Linked DNA regions of Homo sapiens: region 1 is linked to region 2. A link is a loop called in an ENCODE intact Hi-C map of the cell type or tissue named here. Cell type or tissue: ovary. All regions are shown on one strand. Each heading gives the region's core, and the rest is flanking DNA. Links, peaks and the distances in the headings are about the cores only. Region 1 overlaps CRYM (crystallin mu). Region 2 holds the start of ZP2 (zona pellucida glycoprotein 2).

The links. Peaks named below come from ENCODE experiments on the same cell type or tissue, not always from the same donor. Only the 100,000 strongest peaks of a DNase experiment are listed, where the experiment ranks them.
Region 1: a loop joins it to region 2, with 2.3 times the contacts of the local background. A loop is called at or near these places in 7 of 110 quality-filtered maps.

Annotation. Positions count from the first base shown.
Region 1 is chr16:21,259,455-21,271,478 of GRCh38, forward strand. It overlaps CRYM (crystallin mu), which reads right to left. Exons shown (of 8, transcript NM_001376256.1): 4 at 10,336-10,437; 5 at 8,100-8,283; 6 at 2,583-2,704; 7 at 1,800-1,884. Among named protein-coding and RNA genes, the nearest start is that of CRYM, 13 kb to the right of the region's middle. RefSeq lists an enhancer at 4,568-4,627. In ovary, for the core only: no CTCF peak of the experiment used is centred there; a DNase peak (open chromatin) is centred at 4,924.
Region 2 is chr16:21,209,020-21,221,043 of GRCh38, forward strand. It overlaps ZP2 (zona pellucida glycoprotein 2), which reads right to left and starts at 2,555. Exons shown (of 19, transcript NM_001376232.1): 1 at 2,467-2,555; 2 at 2,288-2,376; 3 at 1,090-1,173; 4 at 612-706. The coding sequence starts at 2,528. In ovary, for the core only: no CTCF peak of the experiment used is centred there; no DNase peak of the experiment used is centred there.

The DNA of each region.
Region 1 (12,024 bases), core at 2,283-7,282, 49 kb after region 2:
GTGGGCCACAGGGTCTCTATTACAATTATTCAACTCTGCCTTTAGAGTAGAAAACACAGCCAACAGGTAAACAAAAGAGCCTGGCTGTGGGCTGTGTTCCAGTGAAATTATTGATGGGACTGAAGCTTGAATTTTGTATCATTTTCAGACATCATGAAATATTTTCTCCCCCCATTCATTTGAAAATCTAAAAACCATTTCTAGCTCATAGGCCACACAAAAGCAGGCAGCAGAGCAGGTCTGGCCCCAGGACTGTAGTTTTCTGACGCTTGGTCCAGTTTGAATGCTGCATCCTTTGATATCTCCCCTTTGTCTTGTAATTTTGGTAGATACCTTAACCTCTGCACCCAGCACAGATAATTAGGTGCTTGATACGCATCTGTTAGATGAAACAATGCACCAATAAACTGATCCCCAAAAGTAAGAAAGCAAAAATTGCCAAAAAGGACAGAACAAGTTTCTGCAGCATTTTGGCTCCTTAAGTAAGGGCTGGCTGACCTCTGATCTGCCATGACCTTTGAAGTTTTCAGACAAAACTGGATCCATGTGATGTCTTTGAACCAGGCTCCAGATAAAATTGTATTGCCTTTGTCTTCCAGTGCATGAGAGATTTTAAAGACATTTACCAACCTGCAAGGCATGGATACTTAACCAATGGCATGGGCTCTGGGTGGCCAGAGCGCTCCTGATGCTCTGCCAGGCATTTACTCTTTTGCTGCTTGATCACGAAGTATGGAAGGTCATGAGAGGGGGACAGAGGGCACTCTCGAGGGGCTCAGGATAGCAACTGTTTACCAACCAGTTTGGGAGTATTTCAGTGTTTTAGGTGTATCAGCTCTGTTCCCATGTACTTTATTTATTTATTTTTTGAGATGGAGTCTTGCTCTGTTGCCCAGGCTGGAGTGCACGATGTCAGCTCACTACAACCTCCACCTTCCGGGTTCAAGTGATTCTCCTGCCTCAACCTCCCAAGTAGCTGGGATTGCAGATGTGCACCACCACGCCTGGCTAATTTTTGTATTTTTAGTAGAGATGGAGTTTCACCATGTTGGCCAGGCTGGTCTCAAACTCCTTAGCTCAAGTGATCTGCCCACCTTGGCCTCCCAAAGTGTTGGGATTACAGGCGTGAGCCACCGAGCTCAGCCTGTTCCCATGTACTTCTGTTTCCTTCAATCTCATAGGGTGGAAGAGGACCTGGGGCAAGGGACAGACTGGCCACTGGGAGCCCACCCTTTGTTGGGCTTCTATAAGGTACCCCATACAACTCAGGTGGTAGGGGGCTCCCCATGGAAGCCCTCCTCAAAGCAGCAAGTGGGAGAGTAGGGAAGGAGGGAATGAACAGGGCTTAGGCTATACTTTCCATCTGACTCTTTCAGGTTGGGTCTCTGCCATTTCCCTTAAGGTTCCTGTCTTTTAACATCTTTGTCCCCTGCCCCCTCCACCTCTGAAGGGTACCTTCTGAATTTCATCAAGATCTGCACCGAACTGATTCATTTTATATGCAAATCCCACCTAATCCTCAATGGTAACAGGTGGTGAGGAAACTGAGGCCTACAGAGGTCAGATCACTTGCCTAAGGACACCTGCCTTTGAGTGGCGGGGAAGGGACTCTGACCCAGGACTGCTCAGTTCCAGAGTTCATGGGCTTAGCACTAGGCTAAACCATGTAAATAATTGACCTGAATGATGGAGCACAATGATTCAGCTGCAGAGTCTGGTGACTCATTGCTCTTTCCACCAATGGGTGAACCTGCCTTGTGCGCTAGTTGGATTTGTGCCCAGGGAGCAATGGATCTTACCCAAAGACTTGAACACGGTGGTCTTCTCACAGTGGGCTGGTTTCACTCCCTTAATCACTTCTCCCAGCTCAGCAAAGATCTCGGCCTAGGAAACAAACATACGCTGACCCAGGCATGAAGCTAAAGTCTGTGCAGGGTTGGCTTTTGAAGCCAGCCCAGGGAATTCCTGAATTGGATAAGAGATAAATTTGATTAAAAAAAAAAAAAAAAAGAGAGAGATCCTTTGTACACTGAATGATATTAGGGAGGAGGCTGGCCCCGAAATCCTTTTGGGGTGGCATTTGCTTTTGTGATACCATAAACACAGAGATTCGAGTTGGTGCTCAGGGAGCTGTCCTGCCAAGATCATTGTGTCAGTGAGGAAATAGACATGCTGTTATCTGAACATGCATGCCAGCAGCTCCCTTCTTGTTTTATGCTGATTATAACCGTAAAATGAGGCCAGAAGGTGGGCAACACAGTCTTATCATGTTGGCCACATTGGGAAGGTTTCCAGGCTGCAAGAAGCTTCCAATCCCACTTCTTTAGAGGACAGCCCAGCAAAAAAATAAAATCCACTGAGCTTCTCCTTCCAGGAACACACATGTCACCACCCATAATGCCCATATTTTTCTGGAATGGAATTAAAGAGGGTTGCAAAATGTTTAGGAGCTCCTTCCCCTACAAGGAGGTGGGGTGGCTGAGGTCTGGAGCAGACCAAACTGGAAGGGAAGTTAATGAAACCCTGGGATCCAGGTGAGGCCAGCCAGGTGGCAGCCCTGACTGGGGTCAGAAGGGCCTCACCCCTGACAGCAGGACATCTCCAGACTCCTTCAGGGCAGCCTCCTGGGAATCCACGTACAGCACAGCTTCTTTCATGAGCTCATCATCCAGTTCTCTCCAGTCAGGTCTGCTGGCTCCAACAGCTAAGAGACAGCAAAACAGACCTTAAGCCCAGGATTAGTGCCAAAGGCTGCTAAGAAGCCCAAAGCACAGGAGAGAGGTGAACAAAGGACTCGTGAACACACTCAGATTCAAAATACCCCCTCATTCCCCAGGCCATGCTCTCCCAATCAGTAGGACGAAATACTTATTAAGAAATAGGCCAGGTGTGGTGGCTCACACCTGTAATCCCAGCACTTTGGGAGGCTGAGGCAGGCAGATCACTTGAAGCCAGGAGTTTGAGACTAGCCTGGCCAACATGGTGAAACCCTGTGTCTACTAAAAATACAAAAAATTATCCAGGCGTGGTGGCTCACACCTGTAGTCTTTGCTACTCTGGAGGCTGAGGCATGAGAATTGCTTAAACCTGGGAGGCGGAGGTTGCAGTGAGCCAAGATCATGCCACTGCACTCCAGCCTGGGCAACAGAGTGAGGCTCCATCTCAAAAAAACAAACAAACAAACAAAAAAAACTACCTACCATTTTGCCTTTCTATTCTATATCCCACCTCATTGCTAAAAGATTTTGAGACGACATAGCATTCATTTACAGGGTGTCTACTCTCTGTGGGATGTTTTGCACGTACTATTTATGGTTCTCGCAAGTACATTTCAAAGTCTGGTTCTCACTTAACAGATGCACGAATGGAGGCTCAAAGAAGTGAAGGTGTTTGCCAAGGTTAAGGATCTGATGGGTGAATCCAGGTCTGAGAGAGCACCTAGGCGCTCACACCTCTTCTGCTTAACAGGAACACCTTCCTCACAAAAATCCCGAAACAGAGACATCACTTGGTGCTTATTCACACCTCACTCTCCTCTTGATCTCCATCATTCCCATTCCTCACCCTCAACCAGTTCTTTTAATATCTATTTTTTTCTTTTTGGAGAGAGGGTCTCACTCTGTTGCCCAGGCTGGAGTGTAGTGGTGCAATCAGAACTCACCACAGGCTGGGTGCAGTGGCTCATGCCTGTAATCCTAACACTCTGGAAGGCTGAGGTGGGTGGTTCACTTGAGGTCAGGAGTTCAAGACCAGCCTGGCCAACATGGTGAAACCCTGTCTCTACTGAAATACAAAAATTATCTGGGCATGGTAGCACACGCCTGTAATCCCAGCTACCTGGGAGGCTGAGGCAGGAGAATCTCTTGAACCTGGGAGTTGGAGGTTGCAGCGAGCCAAGACTGCGCCACTGTGCTCCAAACCAGGCGACAGAGTGAGACTCCATCTCAAAAAACAAACAAACAAAAACTCACCACAGCCTCAAACTCCTGAGCTCAAGTGATCCTCCCGCCTCAGCCTCCCAAACTGTTGGGACCACAGACGCCTGCCACTATGCCCCTTTCCCTCTCCTCACCCCCGGTTCTCTCTTAACTCATGACAAAAGAAAAAAAACAACAACAACAAAAACTCAGTGTCAGGGTCATGGAGAAGTCTCGTCAGAAAGAAAACTGGCTCCGTCCTGGCCCTGAACTGTCACATCCTCTATGGAGTCCAGGACCAGAATGATGAATCCAAGGTGTCACGCCCCCTGGCACCAGGACACAGGAGAATGCAGAGGCTGCCACCAAATGCCTGCAAGGCCAGGGAGGTAATGAAAATGAACAAAGCTGGTCAGAGGGACTGGATTAGATGTGGTGGAGACTGAGGGGCGGGGAAGCCAGCAGGCCCTTCCGAAGGGGACAGTCATTGTTCAGCTCCAGCTAATCATTACCACGTGTGAATGTAGATCCACTGTTACCAGATATGCCCCAGTTGTTTTCTTAGAAGAGAAACAGGAAATCTATTTGCATATGTCACTCCTTGAGTTTTAGATTACTCTATGGTCCAAACCAAACACATCTGCTGGCTGGATCCAGCCCCTGGCTGGCTAGTCTTTGAAAACTGCTATAAAGCCTTATACAAATATAAGACAGCATTTATATGCCTTCTTCCACTGCCGCCCCGTTTTCTCCCTTTGTTCCCTCCCGTTCTGTTCTCCCTCATTCTAATTTCCAAAGAGAGTTGTGTAAAAATGTCCATCTTGAAGGTTGTTTGTGCGGAGAGTTCTATAGAACAAAAGCACTAGCTTAAGGAAGCTTGTAAATAAATCATAAGCTGGTGGGAACAAAACCCCCGTTTCTCAGGCCACTCCTTCTCACTGGACTATTTCCCCTGCACAACCACTGCTTATGAGCCGGGCGAGTTCTCAAAGGGTTGTGTGAGGTCACTCAGGCGGATGGAGGTGGGCCAGGCAGTAAAGAGAGAGAAGCCTGACTCAAACAAGGCTCTGGCTTGGTTGTGATGGGGCTAAATGAGTGAGGGTCGCAGACAGGCTTGACAGGGTGTGGGGGCAGGAGGAGGGAGGCATGGGGCAGGGTGGAACTGGGCCTGTCCCTCCGCTGAGCTGTAAACTAAGTAAAATCTGTTGTTGGTATTTCCCTGTTGTCTGCGCTTGTGACACATTTTTCTTAAATGTATGTGTTGCCTCTGTGAACACATAAACCAATTTTGTCCCTGGGCCAGGAAAACAGAAGAGATGCCTTGACTCAAAATCAAGTCAGCCCTTCCTGGAGAATGATTCCAAGTGAGAGAGGGATCCAACATAAGGGAGATTGTCTGTGGCTGGATGTGAGGATGGAGAGTCCATATGGTGGGAAATTTGGGTCATCTCTGGGAGCTGAGAATGGCCCCAAGGAAAGGGGCTCCCCCCATCCTCCAGTGTAAGGAACTGAATCCTGCCACACCATGGGAGCCTGGAAGAGGACCCCCGAGCATGAGATGAGATTGCAGCCCGGATGTTGCCCAATTTCTTTTTTGTGAGACTTTGCACAGAGGATCCAGCTACCCACACCCAGTCTCCTGAACCACGGGAACTGTGAGATGATAATAATGTGTTGTTTTAAGCTGAAAAAAAAATCAAGTCCATCTTTCTGAAGATGCAGCCTTGGAAACCCATTTCACCATGAACTGGTTCCTTTTGATTTCCCAGGTCCTTCCAGAAATGGTCTTATTGTCCATAAACTCAGCCCTGACTTACCTCTTACCCATTCCCTGGACCCAGTCTGACCACCAGTCCCATGCAGCCTGAGACTTTCAAATTACTTTGATCCATTCCTCAAACACGCCATGTTCGCTTCCACACTCAAGGCCTTTGCATCTGCTGTGCCCTCTACCCTGAATGCCTTTCCTTCAGCTCTTGGCATGGCTGCTCTTCCTCCTCATTCAGGTCACAGCTCAAAAAACACATCTTAGAGAGCTTCTCAGATAACCCTATTGAAAACACCTCTCTCTGCTTCTACCTTCCACCTCCACCACCAGCCTCTATCACCCAGGGCCTTGTTCTTTCCGGTCTCATCTTTAGCCAGAACGATCTAGTTCCTCTATGTGTTTGTTTGTTGTCTATCTCTCCTCACTGAAATTAACCACCATGAAACCAGTGACCTTGACTGCCTGGTTATTGTGGCATCCCTGGCATCTAGAATAGTGCCTGGCACACGGTAGAGATTCAGTCAGCATGTATGATTGAATGCGTCATCATTTGACTTGGCTCTCGCCGGCTCATCTGCCCACGTGTGCAAAGCTCTTAGCTTCTGAGTTCACACCATGTGCTTGTCACTAAAACACAGGGCACCAAGACCATCTTTAAATCCTCTAAAATTTGCCTGCTCTGCTCACCAGAATCCAGTCTTCCTGTTGGAAGGCAATCATGAGTATCATTTAAAGCTTGGACTCTGAGGATAGAGTGCCTCCGTTCAAATCCCAGCTCTGCCATCAAGAACCTCTGATTTTGGGCTTGGCACAGTGGCTCACGCCTGTAATCCCAGCACTTTGGGAGGCTGAGGCGGGTGGATCATTTGAGGTCAGGAGTTCGAGACCAGCCTGGACAATGTGGTGAAACCCCATCTCTACTAAAAATACAAAAAAATTAGCTGGCATGGTGGCGTGTGTCTGTAATCTCAGCTACTCGGCAGGCTGAGGCAGGAGAGTCACTTAACATGGGAGGTGGAGGTTGCAGTGAGCTGAGATCATGCCACTGCACTCCAGCCTGGGTGACAGAGTGAGACTCCATCTCAAACAAACAAACAAACAAACAAACAAAAACTTGTGACTTTGGAAAAGTTATATAATTTCTCCATGCCTTGGTTCATCCCCCTATAAAATGTTTATGATAATAGTTCCTGCCTCATAAGTTGGTTATAAGTATTAAATGACATTATACATAGAATAATGTCATTTAATATACAAAGAATTATACAAAGAATTCATGACAGCACCTGCAGTAGTATTAGATGTAGACCAGCTCTTGCTATAACACCCAGGGCCATCTGAAGGTCTACAGAGGCCCCAGGCACCCTCATGTCTAGAGCCCCCTCTCCTGCCCCTCATCCTATCACACATATTAAAAAGCATATACATGTCACATAAAAAATTACAGTACAAAAGAAATTTAAAGGTTTATAATTCTTAGTGTTAAGAAAAAGTGACTCATTTGGCCTTTCTGATTTAAATTTCATCACATTTTAGAATTGAGCTGTGAATTACCATTTGCCATAATTTTACATGTTATGGTCAGGCGTAGTGGCTCATACTTGTAATCAGTCGCAGCACTTTGGGAGGCTGAAGTGGGTAGAGTGCTTGAGGCCAGGAGTTCGAGACCAGCCTGGCCAACATGGTGAAACCTTGTCTCTACCAAAAATTACAAAAAATTAGCTGGGCATGGTGGCACATGCCTGTAGTCCCAGCTACTCGGGAGGCTGAAGTGGGAGAATCGCTTGAACCCAGGAGGCAGAGGTTGCAGTGAGCTGAGATCTCGCCACTGCACTCCAGCCTGAGCGACAGAGTGAGACCCTGTCCCAAAAAAAGAAAAAAAACTTACATTTTATAGAACATTAAATATTCTTTAGTTTCAGGTTTGTAATTTCCCTTTTACATTTCTTGGAGCAAATATTGTTTGTTTGTTTTTTAAGACAGAGTCTCTCTCTGTTGCCCAGGCTAAAGTGCAGTGGCACAATCTTGGCTCACTGCAACCTCTGCCTCCTGGGTTCAAGCCATTCTCATGCCTCAGCCTCATGAGTAGCTGGGACTACAGGTGCAAGCCACCATGCCTGGCTAACTTTTGTATTTTTAGTAGAGACGGGGTTTTGCCATGTTGACCAGGTTAGTCTTAAACTCCTGGCCTCAAGCAATCCACCTGCCTCAGTCTCCCAAAGTGCTGGGATTACAGGCATGAGCCACTGCACCCAGCCAAATATTGTTTTTTTCAATCTCACATGTTTTCAAGGCCCTTAAATAGCTTGGGCATTCTGCATGAATAAACTGGCTCTGCAAATGTAGTCGACTGGTCCCGTCTAGAGAGGAGCCTGGCCACCACCCATCATGCCTTATGGAGCCACTCTACTTACCATTGATGTGAGCCCCTGGCTTCACCCATTCACCAAACAAAATGGGCTCTGTTGCCAGGGTGACTGTGATGATCACATCTGCACCTGCCACAGCCTCCTGGACCGAAGAACAGACCCGTACCTCTCCTTGCACTGTGTCTGCAAACTTCTCTGCATTTTCTTTGGTGCGGTTCCATATCCTCACCTTCATTGGGAGTAACAAGAAGGATATTGGCGCCATTTTTTGGCTGCTTATGTTACACTGAGCCCAGGGATGCGGAGGGAAAGTTGAACTACTCTGGCATAGGGGTCAGTGGTTATCTAAATCACTCCTAAATCATTCCCCATGGAGAATGGACATTTGATCAGGGGTACAGCATTAACTTAGACACCTAGCCAGGTATTTGAAAATCAGCGTTCTCTACCACTTTCCCCTTTTAAAATGAGTGGAAGTATTTCACTTCTAGGCCAAGAGGCACAGCCTCAGTAACTTCATAGCTATTATATATTAATAGCATAATGATTAGCAGAGCAAGTTCTGGAGCCAGGTAGGCTTGGAACCAATCTCCACTCTGCTATTTCCTGAAATTGCTTCATGTCATTCAGCCTTAGTTTCCACATCTGTAAAATGGAAATATAACTGGCAAAGTCTGTGTGGAACTCACACTTTATGTCTGAGACCCCGTAAAGGAGTTGTAATGGGTGGGAGATTCATATGAAGGATTATTTATGATAATGTTTTTCATGGAATAACTTGATCGGTGAAGAATACTTAGGAAATTCAAGATCAGACGAGTTTGAAGGTAAATGGCATAGCCAATGAAAAGGCCAAGAATGGTAGCTACGGCTGGAATCCTGAAAGGTGCTGGGGTTGGAGGGTGGGGCAGCGGCCTCACCAGGAGCTGGGGACTTGCCGACTTGCTTGACAGGTTTCAATGTTTGGGTCAAGGGCTTGTCACCCGTCAACTGAAAATAAGGCCTACAGAATTTCTCATAAGGAAATATAATACATACGGAAACAAACTTTATGTCTAAGCAAGTTCACCAAGCAAGGTGAAAAACAGGACATTTTGCCCGGCCGGAAGTGCATGGTTAACCTCTTCACCCTTCTTGATAGAAGACTATGCAAATTTTATGCAAAAATTAGATAACCTGAAAAGTGATGTTAGAACATTCAGTAAGAGAGGATATAAAATGGTGCATATCTAACGTGACTAAAGCTATGTTATAAAAAGCTGAAGAGGGAAGATCAGAAAACATTAACTGTCTTTGAAAACAGATGAAAGGGCATTTTTCTTTTGTTTTCTTCCTTGTATTAAAAGTAATGGCAACTGGGCGCAGTGGTTCACGCCTGTAATCCCAGAACTTTGGGAGGACAAGGCAGGTGGATCACCTGAGGTCAGAAGTTCCAGACTAGCCTGGCCAACATGGTGAAACCCCATCTCTACTAAAAATACAAAAATTAGCCAGGTGTGGTAGTGGGCGCCTATAATCCAAGCTACTTGGGAGGCTGAGGCCCAAGAATCACTTGAACCCAGGAGATGGAGGTTGCAGTGAGCCGAGATTATGCCACTGCACTCCAGCCTGGGCGACAGCGCGAGACTCCATTTCAAAAAAAAAAAAAAAAAAAAAAGTCATGGCCAAAACTGCAATTACTTTTGCACTCACCTAATAGTCTATATTTCTCAAGGCAGTGGTTTTATTTTCATCATTAAATCATACTTTAAAACTGCTCCATCCCTTTCATACACACACATAAAATAACAATAGCATCAAAAATTCCCAGGGGGAAGCATGAGACGCAGTGGGGGGAAGGTGGACCAGTATGGAGACTGCAAAAGAGAGAGGCTGTGGCCTCCTGGTCTCCAGGTCTCATCCCACCCAGTTTCTTGATCCATAACCTTGAATACTTAAAAACTCTGGATTCTCCTAAGAAAAACATAATAGACAGGAGCTAAAAGGACAACTGAATGTATACAAGAGATATAATAGAATCTTTTAACCGAGTAAGCTTGCTGTATCCTCAGACAAATGCCCTCTGAACTGAGGACTGGAAACAGGTAATCAGATCTTCCCCTGACTCTTATCCTCCATCCCCTCCATCAGGGCTTCTGGGAAGTCATGAAGATACAAGAATGGTCTAGATGGGGCTCACAACTTAATTATTTCAGAATAACCTGTGGTGCAGTGAAGCAGTATAGACAGGTCAAGGACCACCCCCTTCCCTCTTCTCTCCCACCCCCACCCCTGGACTTACCTCCTTAAAGGAGAACTGCTCTGTGAAGATCTCATAATGGCTGTAGGCCTGGACCCCAGCCCCAAGGATGCACAGCACTTCACTGCTGGGAGGTTTCAGAAACTATATGAGAGAAATGAAGTGGCAAAGGTCAAGGGAGACCCTAGCAGACGGGTAAAAAACTAAGATGGTTTGAGTATCAGGTGACTTCTGCCCTCTCTTCTGCCTCCCTCAAGAGCTTGCAGGCAATCAAGAGAATTTCCTTTTGTGTCTAGTTTCCCCCGTATCAAGTGGGAAAAGAAGGAAGAAGGCTTCACTGAACAGCTAATGTATGCCAATGCTTTGCCCCCATGATCTCATTTAGTCTAGACATTGACCCTACGAGTTGGGGACTCCTACTATCTTCTTCTTACAGATGAAGAGACTGAGGTTGCCCTGGTAACAGAAAGGTGAACTTGCTCTGGGTCTTACAACTACTTTTTAAAATTATTTATTTATTTCTTTTTCTTTCTTTCTTTCTTTTCTTTTTTTTTGAGATGGAGTCTCGCTCTGTCGCCTAGGCTGGAGTGCAGTGGCACGATCTTGGCTCATTGCAACCTCTGCCTCCTGGGTTCCAGTGATTATCCTACCTCAGCCCCCCGTGGAGCTGGGATTATAGGTGTGCGCCACAACACCCAGCTAATTTTTGTATTTTCGATAGAGATGGGGTTTCACCATGTTGGCCAGGCTGGTCTCAAACTCCTGACCTCAGGTGATCTGTGCACCTCGGCCTCCCAAAGTACTGGGATTACAGACGTGAGCCACCGCACCTAGCCAGGTCTTACAACTATTGAAGGGCACAGTGTGGCTCTAAAGTCACGTCTTCCATACTCCAAAGCCCATGTCCTTTCTTCATATCTCAGGTACATGCTCAGCCATACCCACTTCTCAGAGCTCTGAGCTGCTTCTAAGAGCTGCCTGGATTCTGTGAGCCCTTCCTTCCCAGGGTTCTAGCTATATTCACTGGGCCAACTCTGTTGATCTTTTCACTGCCTCTGTCTTCCTCTAAAGACGAATGTAGAATTAGCATTTGTGGCATCTCCTGAGGGTGTCTGTGTTTGAGAGCAGGATTCTGTGATCAACTCACGTCCAGTGCCACCTCTCCAATGAAGCCTTTCTGACCTCCTTGATAGAATGCACCAGGCCATAGCACTTATTTGTTTGTAGATTTTCTTCTACAGGTCTTTAAGCCCCATGAGGACAGAGGTAGTCTTATTTGCACAGAACTGGTACATACCTACTATGACCTACAAGAGGTAGCACTGGGCTTCTCAACCTCGGTACTACTAACATTTGGGCTGGACAATTCTTTATTGGGGAGGGGCACCAACCTGTGTATTATAGGATGTGCAACAGTATCTCTGGTTTCTATCCATTAGATGTTAGTAGCATTTTCCACCCCTTCAAGTTGTGGGAACTAAAAACGTCTGCACACTCCTAAATGTCTCTGGAGCAGGTGGCAAACTCATGCTCAGTGGAGAACCACTGGCATAGAGGAAAGACATCACTTGGCCCTCGACACCATATGTATTAAATAAAACCCTCTTCTGCCTTTTCTCTATTCCATTTAGTAAACTTTGAGTTCCCTGTGGTCTGTTCTTTTATAAAATGCTACTCACTGGAATTTTGGAGTATAATATTTAAAAAGTGAAAAGTCTTCTTAACTACTAA
Region 2 (12,024 bases), core at 3,305-8,304:
TTCTGTGTTATGGGGAGGAGACTTGGGTAATGTTGGTTGTCTGCCAGCATCTTTGGCTTGTATCCATTAGATGCCAGTAGTAGCTCTTCTACCTTCAGTTGTGATAACCAAAGATGTTTCTAGATGTTGTCAAATGTCCCCTGGACAGATTCCCCCCACCCTCCTCCAGACAGTTTTGCTCTTGTTGCCCAGGCTGGAGGGCAATGGAGCAATCTCAGCTCACTGCAAACCTCTGTCCCCTGGGTTTAAGCGATTCTCCTGCCTCAGCCTCACAAGTAGCTGGGATTACAGGTGTGTGCTACCACACCCAGCTAGTTTTTTGTATTTTTAGTAGGGATGGGGTTTCACCATGTTGGCCAGGCTGGTCTCAAACTTCTGACCTCAGGTGATCCACCCGTCTCAGCCTCCTAAAGTGCAGAGATTATAGGCGTGAGCCATCACACCTGGCCTAGACAGATTATAATAGAAAAGAAGAGCCACACACGAGACACCACCCCCTTGGTTGAGAGCCACTGCTTTACTCCAAAGAGAAAGTTCTTAGCCAAGTTTACTGCCAGTAACTCTTAGGTTACTACGTACTTCCCCAAGAACTGCTCAAAGCAATGACTTACCACTCTCCTGGTACAGTTATCATAGGTAGCCCTCAGGGTGAGCTTTTCTGGGTCCAGGATGTAAGTGCAGTTCGGCATGTCGAGACCAAGAGGATCTGCCAAGGCCAGAGCAGGTTAGACAGGATGGCTGAGTACATTTCAGTGACAGTCCAAAGCTATAGAGTCAAGACCACCAGTCCATTTCTAAGGTACTTCAGTCCCTTCACTTCCGCCCCAACTCAGTGATAGAACTTGAGCTTTGAGATGGTATGACTTGCAGCCAGAGGCTTCCCAGAGATGCTGGCATAAGACACACTTTCGAAGACAGACAGGTCTTCCATGCTGGGTGGCTTCATGCAAATCAGGTATCCCCATGGCATCATGGGAGTTGGATGCCGTTGCTGCAGGAGTTTGGGTACTCTGCTCCCCAAACAGGATTGACCTAAGCCAAAGGCTGTCTGCTAATCAGGACTATGAGGAGATAACACACGTTACCTACCCACCACAGATGCATGCCATTTCTTGGTGCCAGGACTGCTTGGGAACTCCACTGTTATTTCCCTTTCATCGCAAGTGACAGTGCCTAAGGAGCAAAGGAAGCATTTGGGGGCTTTGAGTCATGAGTGATGCAACTCCTACAAAAGTGTATAGACTCCTCTCAGATGGGAGGGATTCCAGATGAGGGAGGCAAGAATCGTCCCCTACCCTGGGAGAGCTCACAAACAAGTGACCAAGACAACAATACAATATGCCAAGAACTGTAAGGAAAATATCAGGTACCCAGGGCTTTTGAAGTGTTCCAGTAAGAAGCCCAGGTTAGGGTTGACAAGCAGGTCTGTAGGAGCCAGGTCAACACCTTGACAGTGGAGCAGATGGAGGCAGGCCCGAAAAACTGACAAAAGCTTTGTCAACAGGTTTTGCAAATTGATGTTAAACAAAGTCCTGGGTAAGTCCCAGGACTTTTATTTATTTATTTATTTATTTTGAGACGGAGTCTCTCTGTCACCCAGGCTGGAGTGCAGTGGCACGATCTCAACCCACCTCAACCTCCGCCTCCCAGGTTCAAGCGATTCTCCTGCCTCAGCCTCCCAAGTAGCTGGGATTACATGTGCCCACCACCACACCCAGCTAGTTTTTGTATTTTTGGTAGAGATGGGGTTTCACCACATTGGCCAGGCTGGTCTCAAACTCCTGAGCTCAGGTGATCTGCCCGCCTTGGCTTCCCAAAGTTCTGGGATTACAGGCGTGAGCCCCGGCGCCTGGCTGCATTTTTTTTTTTTTTTTTAAAGATCAAGTTTTGCCCATCATCTGCTACTCTGCAGCCTCTGGCTCAGGTGAACGTCAAGTGAGCAGCTCCAGTTTTGCTTGTTATGTCGATGTTTTCCTTAAGCATGAGTTTGTGTTTGAAGATTGCTGCTCCTAAAGATGAGGGCTTAGTGTGGTGGTTTGCTGTTCTGTGGATACCATAAAGCTTGAGGCAGTGAGGGATTGGAAGGCAGTGCAAGTGTTTGAGTTTTCATTTAGCAGGTATAGTGAGTCTACAGGTTAGCAGAAGAAAGATCCAGTAACCTGACCAAGGTAATAAAGGGGGTGAATGGAGGTTGTCTGAGCCAGGCCTGTGTTTCTTGGCCAGCTAGGCCTTCCAGCTGCAACCTGTTTTCTCTGCTAAGAAGACTTCTGTCACCCAAGAGACATACCTGGAAAGGCAGGATTTACCAACTGAGAAACATCTATGGAGTTCCCTGAAGTCACAAGGGCGAAGAAGAGAGAAATCGACCTGTAGGTGCTGGAAAGAGACAGGGAGATAGTCAAGGAAGAATGGACTTTAACAAACAAAGCTACCATACCCCCTCCCTCCACTTCCAGAATTACTCACCTCCAGCCTGCATTGAACCAGCCTGAGGGACTCCAAGAGCCTCCTCTCTGCCTGCACGCCATAGCAGAAGACACTACCAGATCAACCAGGTAGAGGGTAGGCTGCTCTGTGTTTTTATAGCAGGAAGCCAGCCGCATCCACACCCTCTCCCCATTGGGGGCACCTGAATCTTGTCCCATTCTCCCAGCTGAAACGGAAGGATTGGGGAAGGAAGTGGCCTCTGATTCCTGACAGCTTGCGCCGGGTATTCTGCCAGCTGCCCTGTGGGCCAGGCATGAAATCAGAGTTTGCTGAAATCAGCTCCAGGTGAGTGAATTGGTGTTTTCCCTATAACTATGGGGGAAATTAGGATCTTTTGGGCAAATTATTTACAACTGCAATGTAGAGCCAAAGAGAATCATGGGCTTTATTGAGAAAAAAACAAGTCTTGTTCACACCACTACATTTTTTTTTTTTTTTTGAGATTCAGTTTCACTCTGTCACCCAGGCTGGAGTGCACTGGTGCAATCTCGGCTCACTGCAACCTCTGCCTCCTGGGTTCAAGCAATTCTCCTGCCTCAGCCTCCTGAGTAGCTGGGATTACAGGTGCACGCCACCACACCTGGCTAATTTTTGTATTTTGAGTAAAGATTGGGTTTCACCGTGTTGGTCAGGGTGGTCTCGAACTCCTGACCTAGGTGATCCACGTGCCTCGGCCTCCCAAAGTGCTGGGATTACAGGCGTGAGCCATTGCACCTACCCTAAAACCTTTTAAGTAACATCTAGTCTTCTGGCTACTGCAGAAGTTACCCTGATAATGCACAGGAAGTGTCTTTAAAAAAATGAATGAAGCCTTGTTGACCCCCAAGTGTAAAAGCTTAAGCTTACCGCAAAGATACAATTTCAGAAGGATACAGAGAAAAGGCAAAAGTCACTCATAATAGTGCCACTGCTAATATTTAGGTGAGTAACTTTAGACATGTTTCTACAAACACCACACACAATTTTTTTAAAACACTGGGAGGAAAGTTTAAATACTGTTTTGTAATCTGCTACTGTCACTTTATAACTATTAAACATAAAGCTCTCTGTTACCATTTTAGGGTGGCATAATATTCAATTTGAGATAAATCTGTGTTTATATAATTTCCTTAATTATGAGCATAAGGTGGCTTGTAATTTTTCATCATTATAAGCAGTAACATGATGAGCATTCTGATACATATCCTTGGGTAACCCTCAAGATAAATTCCTCAAAGTAAAACTTCTGGGTAAAAGGGAGTAGTGATCTAATAAGAATGTTATATTGTTGTAAAGCACTTGGAAGTTTCCCAGTGGGGAAACTGAGGCAAGGCAACTTGCCCCAACAATGTCAGGGACCAGGTGGAGAACTCAGATTTCCTGAGGCCTGATGGTTGTGTTTTTTCAACATCTCTCACACTCTTTGAGATAACTAGATGTCTGCAGCCCATGTTCCAAAATAGGTGGATATAAGGCTTAGACTCCATTCAAGTGGTGGGTGACACTTGCAATTATTAGGCTGGTGCAAAAGTGATTGCAGTTTTTGCCGCTACTTTTATGTATGTATGTATGTATTTGAGATGGAGTCTTGCTCTGTTGCCCAGGTGGGAGTGCAGTGGCGCAATCTTGGCTCACTGCAACCTCTGCCTCCTGGATTCAAGCGATTCTCCTGCCTCAGCCTCCCGGGTAGCTGGGATTACAGGCGCCCACCACCAAGCCCAGCTAATTTTTGTATTTTTGGTAGAGACAGGGTTTCACCATGTTGGCCAGGCTGGTCTCGAACTCCTGGCCTCAAGTGATCCAACCGTGTCAGCCTCCCAAAGTGCTGGGATTACAGGCGTGAGCCACTGTGCCCGGCCCTTTGCCACTAATTTTAATGGCAAAAACTGCAATTATTTTTGCATCATCCTAAACTGTATTGATTCATGTGTTGCCTTTGAGGTGTAACCTGAGGCATCTGAAATAACATTGGAGATTAACTGTTTCCCTGACTTCCTTGATCAAAAGGATCACATGGAGCTCTCATTAATATCACAGATTCCAGGGTCCCACCCAAAAGCTGCTGAATTAGACTCTCCAGAAGATGTGCCTGGGAAATATTTACTTAACGAGCACCACAGGTGATTCTTATAATCAGGAAAACCTGGAAAATACTTGGAGGGAGCGAGGCGAGAAAATCTGTGGTGGCCAGTGGTTAACCTCCTTACGGGAATTGAGTAGATTACATCCCAGCGGAATTGGGAAGAAGGAGCAAAATACAGATAAGTTTTTGGGGATAGAGATGGTAAAAGGATTTCATTTTATAGCCAAAGCATGATAGCAATAGTTTCTCCTTCTATGCATATTTTTCTGAAAAGTGGCACCTTTTCTACAAATATAATTTATTGCCACAATGGTTAAGACTATGATAAGACATTAGAGGAAAAAGGAGCATAGACGTGAGACTCAGAGCCCTATTGAGAAGGTGGTCAGAGAAGTGATGGGTTAATGTGCTTATTCAGCCTCCCTCAGACCCCACCTCCCTTCCCACCGCGCTACTCACTCCCCTCGAGATGGTGTCTTTCTCCAGAGCGGGAAGTTTTTGCCTTGGAAAGGGCAGCTTTGGTCAGAGCCCCCAAATTTGGGGTTTCTAAAAGGTTAAGGGGCAGCACAGAGACCCCAAGCAGGAGATGTGGTGAGAAAGCCCGCTGTGGGCTGGTGAAGCTGGTATGTGCACCAGAGATTAATTTTGTTTGTCTCACCTAACCCAGACCTGTGGTGTGCTGGGGACAGCCACCGAACAAATGGCTCTGGGCCCAGGAGCATCCATGTCTAGGATTCTGCTCCGGAAAAGCAGGAAGCTACCATCTGTTCAGCAACTGACTTTGAACACAGGAAGAAATAGCTGCTCCGTAAAACAGTGTCTCCTATCAGGAGGTAGGAAAAACTAAAGTTATTACAAAAATGATTCTTAACATTCTGTTCTCACTTATAAGTGGGAGCTGAACAATGAGAACACATGGACACAGGGAGGGGAACATCACACACTGGGTCCTGGTGACAGGGGTTGGGGGGTGGGGGCAGGGAGAGCATCAAGATAAATAGCTAATGCATGCGGGGCTCAATACCTAGGTGATGGGTTGATAGGTGCAGCAAACCACCATGGCACACGTTTACCTATGTAACAAAGCTGCATGTCCTGTACATGTATCCTGGAAATTAAAATTAAATTTAAAAAAATATTGCGCTAAATAGGCCCGGTGCAGTGGCTCACGCCTGTAATCCCAGCACTTTGGGAGGCTGAGGCGGGTGGATCACCAGAGGTCAGGAGTTTGAGACCAGCCTAGCCAACATGGTGAAACCCTGTCTCTACCAAAAATATTAGCTGGGCATGGCGGCACACACCTGTAAATCCTGCTACTCGGGAGGCTGAGGCAGGAGAATCGCTTGAACCCAGGAGGCAGAGGTTGCAGTGAGCCAAGATTGTGCCACTGCACTCCAGCCTGGGCAACAAGAGTGAAACTCTGTCTCAAAAAAAAAAAAAAAAAAAAGGCAGTAAACAAACAGCAGACCTCGTTCAAATATATGTGTTCCACACTCTTTTCAATGAACCTCTTAAAGTTTGCTGATTTATTATTACAAGGTGTTCCTTCTCCTCTTCTCTGCCCTGGGTTCTATGTATCATGAAACCATTTCTCTCTTGCTAATCACAAGGCATTTCTTGACGGGGTTCTCATACATAAAAGAAAGACTATAGTTTTGTTGTTGCCTCATTTGGGCAGATGTCTTCCTTTCTGAAGTGTGGTTCTTATAAATGACAGTTTATAATTCTTAAATTCTGAATCTGCTGCCCTTGTTTTCCACAACAATTATAAAAGTATTTATAAAAGACAACCTAAATATCACCATCTAGAGATGGTTGGATAAACTATGGAATACTCTTCAGCTACTGCAAATGATTCTATGAGTTCGTTCAGATCTGTGAGTACTGACATGAAAGATGTCTGCAATAAAACTGGAATTTCAGGGCTATATATCTACTATGCTTTCATGTTTTGCTTTAATAGGAAAATGAAAAACCTGTCGACCTAAAGGAAGGAGAAGAGAATATAGTTTTAAAGAGTTTACTTGAGGCAAAGTGTGGACAGCTGCCCAGGAAACACTTCCAAGTTGCCTTGGTGAGTTCTCCACTTTTGTCACAAGTGGGTGTTTTTTTTGTTTTGTTTTTTGTTTTTTTTAGACAGAGTCTTGCTCTGTCGCCCAGACTGGAGTGCAGTCGCACGATCTCAGCTCACTGCAAGCTCCGCCTCCCAGGTTCACGCTATTCTCCTGCCTCAGCCTCCCGAGTAGCTGGGACTACAGGCGCCCACCACCACGCCCAGCTAATTTTTTGTATTTTTAGTAGAGATGGGGTTTCACCGTGTTAGCCAGGATGGTCTTGATCTCCTGAACTCATGATCCACCTGCCTCAGCCTCCCAAAGTGCTGGGATTACAGGCGCCCACCACCATTCCTGGCTAATTTTTTGTATTTTTAGTAGAGACGGGGTTTCACCATGTTAGCCAGAATGGTCTCCTAACCTCGTGATCCGCCCACCTTGGCCTCCCAAAGTGCTGGGATTAGTGGCTGATACAGTGTTTCTTGACTCATTGATTTACAGAAATAACACTGATTAGCTGGGTACAGTGGCTCACACCTGTAGTCACAGTGACTCAGGAGGCTGAGGTGGGAGGATAGCTTGAGCCCAGGACTTTTAAGGCAGTCTGGGCAGCATAGCAAGATCCCATCTCAAAAAAAAAAAAAAAACACTGATTAGTGATTGGCTATACATTGTTGAACTATAGGGTATGATTAATGGCGTCCAGCATATGGTATGAGTTATGATGTCCAGTGTATGGCATAGTTAGGTTAATTTTATGGCTACTTGGTGTCAGTCTAGAGCCCACATATCAAGTAGCTCCAAGAGATAATTACTGAGCCCGAGGGAGTGAGGTGTGACTGCTGTCACGTTTCAATGCCTCTCTGGGCCTGATAATTTAAAGGGACTTGCATTCTTCAGATAAAAAGTTTCTTTTCTTTCTCAAACTTATGTGTATATTTATACTTTATGTGTCTGCATGTGGGTCTATACATATGTATTTGGATTACAAGTCAAGAAAGTTGTCCCAGAGAATCGACAGCATCATCCAGGAAAGGAGAGGGTTGCCAGGGTCCGGGGAGTCCACGTGGCTGTGCTGGGCATTTGCGACCATTGTCTATTCTGACTTGTTCGTGCTTTTGCTGTATGGGTTTTAAATACATTGAATATCATCACCGGGAATAGGATTAAGGAGATGGGAGGGTTGGAGCACAGAAAACAATTCCCCAAATGTGCCTGGGCATGCCAAGTGCTTTGGAAAATTAAAAGGCTTCAGAAATAAGCCTCAGAATCAAGGTCTCTCTATCCTTGCCTTGTTCCCTTTCCACCCCCAAAGTACAGGAAGGAACTCTCTCTGGGGAAAAAAAAAAGAAAGCTCCTTCTTTTTTTTTTTTTTTTTTTTGGCAGGGCTTTGGTCTTGTTGCGCAGGCTGGAGTGCAATGGCATGATCTGGGCTCACTGCAACCTCCACCTCCCAGGTTCAAGTGATTCTCCTGCCTCAGCCTCTCAAGTAGCTGGGATTACAGGTGCACGCCAGCAACCATGGCTAATTATTTTTTTTTTCTTGTATTTTTAGTAGAGACAGGGTTTCACCATGACGGTCAGGCTGGTCTCAAACTCCTGACCTCAAATGATCCACCTGCCTTGGCCTCCCAAAGTGCTGAGATTACAGGCATGAGCCACTGGGCCCAGCCAAGGCAGCTTCTTAACAGAAGAAACACTATTGCCTTCTATCCCCTCCCTGAAATCTCATTATCTATAGCAGGAAAGGAGACTAAGGAATGTAACCACACATGGACAGACTTTTCCACAAGATAATGTCAGCCTCTGAAGCTCAGTCAAATTCCAAAGATAATTATGTACAAGTTAATTTCTCTCTCCCTGGTCTGTTCATTCTCCCTGATAATCATTATTGCCCCTCAAGAGAATTGTCTACAGTCCCCATCTCCTCCCTCCCCTATGAAAAACTGTATATACAGCCAGGCACGGTGGCTCACACCTGTAATCCCAGCACTTTGGGAAGCCGAGGCAGGTGGATCACCTGAGGTCAGGAGTTTGAGACCAGCCTGGCCAACATGGCGAAACCCTGTCTCTACTAAAAATATAAAAAATTAGCCAGGCATGGTGGTGTGTGCCTGTAATCCCAGCTACGCAGGAGTCTGAGGCAGGAGAATCGCTTGAACCCGGCGGGCAGAGGCTGTAGTGAGCCGAGATTGCACCACTACACTCCAGCCTGGGCAACAGAGCAAGACTCCATCTCAAAAAAAAAAAAAAAAGAAAACCCACCGTATATATGCATCTGTGCCCCACTGAGGGTTTAGGGGCAATTACTCTGTGATTCCCACCTTCCCCTGCACATTAATAATTTTGTATGAATTTTTCTCTTATTCATCTGCCTTTGGTCAGTTTATTTTCAGTGAACTTTCAGAGTGCAAAGGTGGGAGTTTTCTTCCTTCAGCCCTTAAAGAATAAGTAACTCCTGCCTTTCTGACTTTGAGGGAGAAGAAAAGGAAAAATCATTTGGGATAAACAGGCTGCACCTGCACACAGATAAGCAACTTTGTCTAATTAGCGAGCTCCTAGGAAAAAGTTTCCTCCCCTTTTCAGACATATCCATGGTGGGAACTTACACAGGGAGGAGGGGGGCTTACCTAAAACAAACCCGCAGTTATCAAAACAAGAGACGCAGGCTTTGTGCTTGCCTAGATACATGCCCACAGTTGCGTAAGATACCGGGAGTTGCACAGACAGCTTTACTGATGAGAAGTTACTCAAACTGCTAGAGATGAGAGAGGAGTTTCTTAAAAAAGCTTTTGAATTCAGCTGTAACCTGGCAATCCACTTGGACTCCCCTCTCTGCTGCAGAGAATTTTTTTCTTTCACTTATTACTATTCTTTTTTGAGACGGAGTTTCGCTCTTGTTGCCCAGGCTGGAGTGCAATGGTGTGATCTCGGGTCACTGCAAACTCTGCCTCCTGGATTCAAGAGATTCTCCTGCCTCAGCCTCCCAAGTAACTGGGATTACAGGCATGCCCCACCACACTCGGCTAATTTTGTATTTTTAGTAGAGATGGGGTTTCATCATATTGGCCAGACTGGTCTCAAATTCCTGACCTCAGGTGATCCACCCACCTCGGCCTCTCAAACTGGTGGGATTAGAGGTGTGAGCCACCACACCTGGCCTCTTTCCCTCATTAAACTTTCACTCCAACCCACCTTTGTGTCCATGTTCCTTAATTTTCTAGGAGGTAGGACAAAGAACCCAGGGTACTAGTTCAGACAATGAGAAAGTCTACATTAAGGTGCATTGGTGAGGTTCCAACAACTTTATTCCCTCTGTTTTGGTTGAATTGTTTTAGTGATAAAATAACCAATTAAATAATTATAGACTGGGCATGGTGGCTCACGCCTATAATCCCAGCACTTTGGGAGGCTGAGGCTAGAAGATAACTTGAGGCCAGGAATTCAAAACCACCTTCGACAGCATGGCAGGACCCTGTCTCTTAAAAATTTATTTAGTTAGTTAGTTTTAGTTTTTTGAGACAGAGTCTCACTCTGTCACCCATGCTGGAGTCCAGTGGTACCATCTGTGCTCCCTGCAACCTCTGCCTCCCAGGTTCAAGCTATTCTTATGACTCAGCCTCCCCAGCAGCTGGGACTACAGGCGTGTGCCACCACACCTGGCTACTTTTTGTATTTTTAGTAGAGATGGGGTTTCATCATGTTGGCCAGGCTGGTCCTGAACTCTTGACCTCAGGTGATCCATCCGCCTTGGCCTCCCAAAGTGCTGGGATTACAAGTGTGAGCCACCGTGCCTGGACAAAAAAAAATTTTTTTTAATAATAATTTTGACTGATTTCTGAGTGAGCTACCTAAGTTACAGAGTCTAAGGCTCAAGGATGAAAACTCAGTAGTATAAAGGTAAAAAGGCGAAATGAATGGATCCGGAACTTGAGGCTTTGAAACAAAGTCCAACTCCCTATGGTAAAATGAAGATATTAAGAGGTTTAATATCTAAAGAGGTTTAGTGACTTGCTCCAGGTCATTTACCAAGTTAGTAGCAGATAGAGCTCCAGTGAGAAACCAGGTCTCCTGATGCCTCTCCCTGCCCTTTCTAATTCATTTCAATTTTCTCTCTCTCGCTGTGTGTGTGTGTCTGTGCATGCGGGGGTGTTTTAAAACTCTGTGCTTCTCTTGCAGTTCACTTGTCTTTTAAAAGTACAAGATGACATTAATTAGAATTTTAGCAGTATAAGATAAATAATATAAAAACTTCTCCCAGTTATGCTAATGCAGCTCAAAATAGCTTTCAAATATCAAATATGAATTTAACTTGGAAAAATAAGATAGACTATGTCAATGAGAATGTTCTCGAACATCATATGGTAGTTCCTTTACCAATCTAATATACAATGTTAATGTTGTTTTCCCCTTGGGTCCTTTAGACAGATCCAAGTTGAATGAGCCTTCTGACAGTAATAAATTCAGAAAGAACTAGGATGAAAGCTTTATCGATCTATAAATATAAAGGTAGGGCGGCATCAATATATGGAAGACAGAAGGCCCAGAAGTCTTTTTTTTTTTTGAGATGGAGTCTTGCTCTGTCGCCCAGGCTGGAGTGCAATGGCGTGATCTCGGCTCATGGCAACCTCCGTCTTCCAGGTTCAAGAGATTCTCCGGTCTCAGCCTCCTGAGTATCTGGGATTATAGGCATGTGCCACCACGCCCAGCTAATTTTTGTACTTTTAGTAGAGATGGGGTTTCACCATGTTGGCCAGGCTGGTCTCGAACTCCTGACCTCAAGTGATCTGCCCCCTCCAGCCTCCCAAAGTGCTGGGATTATAGGCATGAGCCACCACACCTTGCCTTTTTGTCTTTTTTAACTGTTGTTGCTTTAACGTCTGTTTTGACTGATACAAGAATAGCTATTCCTGCTCACTTTTGATGTCCGTTTGCATGGAATGTCCTTTTTCACCCCTTTACTTTAAGTTTATGTGAGTCCTTACATGTTAGATGAGTCTCTTGAAGACAGCAGATACTTGGTTGCTGAATTCTTATTCATTCTGCCATTCTATATCTTTTAAGTAGAGCATTTAGTCCATTTACATTCAGTGTTAGTATTGAGAAGTGAAGTACTATTCTATTCGTTGTGTTAGTTTTTGCCTGAATACCTTGTGTTTTTTTTTTCATTGTGTTTTTGTTTTATAAGTCCTGTGAGACAATGCCTTAAGGAGGTTCTATTTTGGTATATTTTGAAGATTTGTTTCAAGATTTTGAGCTACTTTTAGCAGTTCTTGTAGTGCTGGCTTGGTAGTGGCAAATTCTCTCAGCATTTGTTTGAAAAAAAACTGTGTTTTTCCTTCATTTATGAAGCATAGTTTCACTGGATACCAAATTCTTGGCTGATAATTATTTTGTTTAAGAAGGCTAAAGACAGGACCC